2 separate regions of the Mus musculus genome follow, and region 2 is linked to region 1. Evidence: chromatin loops called from intact Hi-C (ENCODE). Cell type or tissue: gastrocnemius. All regions are shown on one strand. Each heading gives the region's core, and the rest is flanking DNA. Links, peaks and the distances in the headings are about the cores only.

Evidence for each region. A loop is a pair of places that touch in the nucleus more often than their neighbours do. Peaks named below come from ENCODE experiments on the same cell type or tissue, not always from the same donor. Only the 100,000 strongest peaks of a DNase experiment are listed, where the experiment ranks them.
Region 2: a loop joins it to region 1, with 4 times the contacts of the local background. A loop is called at or near these places in 8 of 42 quality-filtered maps.

What each region holds. Positions count from the first base shown.
Region 1 is chr19:55,121,688-55,124,599 of GRCm38, reverse strand. It overlaps a transcript of Gpam not described here. Among named protein-coding and RNA genes, the nearest start is that of Gm31418, 4.1 kb to the left of the region's middle. In gastrocnemius, for the core only: no CTCF peak of the experiment used is centred there; DNase peaks (open chromatin) are centred at 1,151, 1,502, 1,850 and 2,125.
Region 2 is chr19:55,175,320-55,178,231 of GRCm38, reverse strand. No RefSeq gene overlaps it. Among named protein-coding and RNA genes, the nearest start is that of Tectb, 4.0 kb to the left of the region's middle. In gastrocnemius, for the core only: no CTCF peak of the experiment used is centred there; no DNase peak of the experiment used is centred there.

The sequences.
Region 1 (2,912 bases), core at 112-2,611:
ATTAGAATCATAGTAGATCATAGAAGGAGAAAAATTATTTATATCTGTAATTAAATCCTATGTTTCTCCTTGATATTTAAACCTTGTTTTCCCCATCTGTAAAATGGGCACAGCACTTCTTTCATGAAAGTGACTTTGAGAAAAGAGATTCTGTGGTGGACTTACTGTGTTTTCAGCACATGGAACAGGGTGAACAGGGAAGCAAAGAAAACCAGTTGCCCTTGGACAAGCTAAATATGAATGGTGCACCAGGCATTAAAAGCAGCAGGCCATTTGTGTCTTTGGAGAGGACAAAGGACTTAGAAGGGAGTGGTATCCAGTCATGAAAGGGCTGTTTGGTGAACTACAGTGTTTGTATGCTTCACTTCAGCGGGCATGCAGCAGTGGCCCTGCATGGGCTAAGGATCTGCTTACTATGGGGCTCAGAATCTGTGAACAAGAGAAGCTGGACCGCGTGGTTCCCTCAGACCGAGTTGTTCATGCTGACATCTAAGATGCTCTTGAACAAGCAAATGGCAAGGGAGAGGCTTGTGATTCTTTTTCTGTTGCTTTTCTGTCTTACTTCTCCTGGAGAGAGGCTGACCCAGAAGAAAGCACGGGTGCACCTCCTCTTAGGAGACCTCCTGAATTCTTCCCTGCCGGCAGTGACAACTCCCTTCTCCCTTTGCTTTGTCTCAGGAATTATGTCGCTCCTGTAGCCAGCATCCCACATCCCCTTCCTTCAAATCCCACAGGAATAGCTTGGGTGATAAACCCATCCAGAATATTGTTTTCTGCTGGGGAAGTTCTGAGATCAGGAGCCTAGGAGGTGAGCTGGGAGCTGAAGCTTTGGAGATGGGCTCATGGTCTCTTCCTTGGTCGCCCATGCGTGTTCCCAGAGCTGCCCACTTGGCCTGCCCTGGTAGTACCAGGTGTCTTGTCTACTATCTTTTATGAATTCTCAGGCCAGGACATTAGAGAGTGCGCTTTAAAAACTTGGTTAGCATATTTCCCAGACAAAAACAGTGGCCAGGAAGGCAGTTGGAAGGTTAGGGATGAAAGGAGGACTGCAGGCCTCGGGCTCCTGAGCCACGCAGAAGGAGCCTCCCCGCCTTTCCAGTAGGGGTCTGCACCGCTGACCCTCACCACGCCTCCACCCAGTCTCTGACAGCCAATCAACTCTCTTCATTTCCTTTTCCCTATCTGGGGCCTCACTCCTGCCTTAGTCAAGCCCTGACCATTGCTTTCTGGGCACAAGGGGTAAAGAGACCTCGCTGGGGCCTGGTTGTTTTAGCCAAAGATGCTCGAAGGAAACAATTACTGGCAGGACGGACCAGCACTGTGAATTCAAGGCCCAGAACACTCGGCACTTGTATTCTGGATTTTAAACTCCTCATTGGATGGGCACTCAGAGGATCAAATGTTGAGAAAGGAACAAAGAAGCTGTGCAGAGGAACTCTACACCAGGAGATTTCCAAAGGCAGTTCAGATGGCCCATTATTCTCCAAGGCAACCGCACGCCTGCCTCTCTCTCTCCATTCTGGAGAACTTGACAGTAACATTGCAGGGGGTGGGGTGGGGGTTGTCCATTGTCAACATTCAGTTCCCAGAACCCGATCCACCCCACTTCAGTGCCATCCAGTTCTTCAATTGCACTTAGATGTGGAATGGGGTTCTGGGGTGTCATGCTGGGTGTGATAATGAGAGCACCCAGTCCCTGTTCCTGGGTGCTTCCTCAGGGGCCCCAGTGACAGCAGATGCTGCCACAGGCCTGGCTTTTGCCTTTCCTACCCTTCTGGCTGTCTCACTACACTGACCTCACTTCAAAGCTTTGCTTTGTCTCCACCCAGAATGGGGGCGTGGCTGTGTATTGGGCTTCAAGTGTCTTGCCACAAACCAAGGCAGTCAACCATTCCCCAACCCCCAAAACAGCAAACAAACACCCAAACCAAACTAAAGAAAAACATGGCACCCCTACTACCACCACCACCAATCACATAGATTGCTCCACCCTAGGCCAGGGCGTCCCTTTCCCAGTGAACCCTTACGCTAGCCTCTCTGCAGAGGAGGGGTAGTTGTCATGGGCTACTTGAACATTGCTGGTAACGCTATGTATTTTGAGTCAATTCCAAGTAGCAACTTGGAAGAACAAGGGCCTGGGAAAATGAAAGCCAGGGGACCAGGCAGCAGCAGAAGGCTGGCTCCCCCTCCCCTCTCCCAGATGGAGCTCCATGGGACTTGTAAGAGATGCTGAGATTTTGTTTACAAATCCCCAAGCACTTTGCCACACTCTTAGTCCCTACTGAATCACATGTTATTGTCTTGTACACTGATGCTTAGGGTGAGCTTGCTGGATGGGTGGAATTCCCCACACCAGGCAGCATAGCGGGCACCCTTAGATAACAGAGAATGTGTCGTGGGTCTGATAAGCATCACTTTGGGTCCTTAGCACTTTGCTTCCTCAGCACCCCGTCAGTAGGCCAACATCCCTGACCCACCTCTAATTAGTCCCAGGACTCTGCAACAAGGCAGAGCCACTCCATTTAAGGAATTCACATCCCAGAAGAGGGGACAGGTCACTAACAGGAACTGCATGTGACATTGGAGAGTGGAACAGTGCAGTGTGTCACGGGGCAACCGTGTCTCTACTTTGACCTTCACTCCCTTCTCTGCCCTTGTCGTAGTTTGTCTTCTTTCTTAGCTGAGCCTCTAAGCTATTTCTCCAGCAATCTCTAGTGGTTCCTAACACTCATAGATTTACATAGGCAATGCCTTTCCCAGTAAACTAAGGATAAATTTGCAAGGGGTGTATGTGTGTGTGTGTGTGTGTGTGTGTGTGTGTGTGTGTGTGACCACATGTGTCCAGGTATATGTGTAAGGATGTGAATGTGTAGGCTAAGGTCAAGTGTTGTACCTCAGGCAGTATCCGCCTA
Region 2 (2,912 bases), core at 158-2,657, 54 kb before region 1:
AGAAGAGATCTCTCCTACGATTTCTTGGAGTGGAGAATCAGCTAACAATCAGGTACATGATACTGCTTTCAAGCGTGAGGGGAGTGAGTGAGGTAGGACAGTGGATTCCACTTTTGTGGCAGGCTGGTCTCTAGATGTTTGATTTGCATAAGAGACAGAAAGGGACCAAATGTGCTCAGGCCAAACAGTATTTGATACTGGCGTTGGTTAAAAGGCGGGAGGCATCTATTTTCTGTGGTAATTACCTTCCCTCTGATGCCCCACTCAGTCCTCTCTCTGCTTTTTAATACTCTGCCCTAGTTGCCCTTGGAGTAAGAGGGACACCCCTGCAGATGGAATTCAAACGCAGATCTCTGGCTCAGACCATTGCAGATTCTTCAAACACGGGGAAACTGGGTTAAAAGGTTTTATCAGTCCTAGGATTTTTTTTTTAAAGTCCATCAAAGAGAGTTTTATGGAAGACTCATCCAAAAGATGAGCTCGTCGCTCCTGTATCTTTGTTTTATGAGTTGATAGGCAACAAAGGGTCCCTTTTCTGTTTGAACATCAGGAATGATTTGGGAGAGCCAGCCCACGTCCAAAAGAGATGCCCTTTGCAAAGGGCAATCAACATTTTCCTTTGTAGCTGAGAAATCAAACGCAGGGGTCCAGTGGCAAGAGGTTGCAGTCGGACCCTGCTCAGGTAAGAGAGCCAAGACTAATGAGCATGCATTGGAGTTGAAAAGCTGCTTTATTAACTTATTAATATTTTCACAGCACACTGTTTTGAGTTCACTAAATGTTAGATTTGTTAAATGAACCCCGTTGTTCCCTGTAAGCTCTGAAGCAAGCCTTCTTCCACTTTGTGGGAGACTGCTTGCCAATTTGCAAATGAGTGGGCATTTCACTCTAGACTCCGCTGGCTCCAACCAGGAATGAGCAGTTCTCCAGAGAAAGTCCAAGAAAGCACACTCAGAAAGGGGACTTGAGGATTAGGAAGGCTCCTCTTTCAATAGAGCGCCATCTGCCTATCCCTCATGTGACCCTGCAGCTCCCCAGATGCACAGAGGCCTATGGTGTCTGTGAGCTGTTAAGTGTCCAGAAAAGAGCCACGTCTGTTTAATAGTCCCAAGGGTGAGTGATCAGAACTGTGAACATACACAACTGTAATATTGCAGGATAGGGGGGCAAATTGTTTTGGGTTATTAAGCCCCTAAATAGCCACTATTGCTCACCTGTGTTTGTGACCTAAAACCTTTTGACTACTAAGTAAACCTTTCAGAGTGTACAAACATACTCCTGGATTCCACCAGCCCAAGGGCTAAGCAGCGTCATCAGACAACATCCCATAGCATCCATAGGGAAGTCCCACTTGCTACTTGCCTGCCTGTTGCCTCCACTCACACACTTGAAAAATGTCTTGATTTATAGCTTTCTTGGCTCTGCTACTATGAAACTAGACCAACTGTTACCTCATTGGGAACATTATATGTGGGACACAAAGCAGAAGAATGTGAAGACTCTACCACTCAATGGGCATGGTTCAGAGCCATGCTTCATCTTCCTGTCAAAGGCCCACAGCCTCCAAACAGACTCGAGGTTCATCAAGTGAGCACACAGCACCCACATTGCCATCTCCCTCTTTTGTACCCATGCTAGACATCACTAATCAAGACATTATTTCCCTCTGGTCTCTGACATGACACCAGGGTCATTCCTATACTGTGCTCCTACAGGCACTAGCAATCTGTTGGGAGTAACACAGGAATAGGAACTCATTACTGGTTCCCAGAGCAAACCAATGTGCTGCTTCTAGGGCTGAACAGTTCACCTTACTGCACAATTCACTTTCCCTTTATAGACTTTGTTAGCACTGAGACAAGCTGTTGTATAAAGACCTTCCACCAGCTTGAAAGCTTCCTCAAGTCAAGGGATGCAGCTGGGCTTCTGCTCTACATTGAGCATTAGCTGCAGTGCAGGCCATTGTCTTGCATAGCTGATTTAGCAAGTAGTTTGCTGAATGAGTGACACAAAGTGTTTGGAACAAGTATAAGTTCTATATGTGTGTGTGCATGTGTACATGTGTGCATGTGTGCGTGTGTGCATGTGTACATGTGTGCACGTACCCATGTATGCCAAGGGCAGAGGACAACTTAGGCATCAAATCTTCCTCCTCCTCCTCCCTCTCCCTCCTCTTCCTCTCCTTCCTCCTCCTCCTCCTTCCTCTTTTTCCTTCTCCTTGGGTGCCACCACCACTGCTGCTGACAGGATCACTCACTGGACTAGGACTTATTCAGTAGCTGCATCTGACTGTGCTGTGAGCACCAGGAATCTACCTCTCTCTGCCTCCCCAGATCTGTGATTATGAATACCAGCTTTCATATTCTTTTTTGACGTAGGTTGTGCAGAGCAAACTTCAATCTTCCTGCTTGCAAGGCAAGCACTTTACCAACAGAGCTGTCTTCTCAGTTCCCGAGTACTTTGTAAACTGTAAGAATGTAAGCTGTCCCTAATGTTAGCTTCCAGTGGATGAGTGTTAAGTATGTGCTGTATAGAAGCCACAGTGTTCAAAATCAGCATTGTAATCATGATTGGTTGCAAAGAGTTGACTGAATAAAATAAGCTTTTTTGACTCTGAGTCTTTATGTGCTATGAAGTTAAAACGTGAGACACATGAATACATGGTCACCGGAGAATTACAATGGCCATGTTGAGTATTTTTGGGAAAGTTGAAAACTTGGAAAATTACAATGGTAGTTTTCTACTGTTCATATCAAATGATAACTGTATTTTTAAAGACTAAATTACAGTAAAATTTAATATTGAAAGAAAACCCAAATTATAAATCATGGGAGACTTTCCAGCACACAATCTCTTAAGTCACTATTTGGCAGAGGGAAATAGGAGTGTTAAGTTTATATTACAAACTTTAT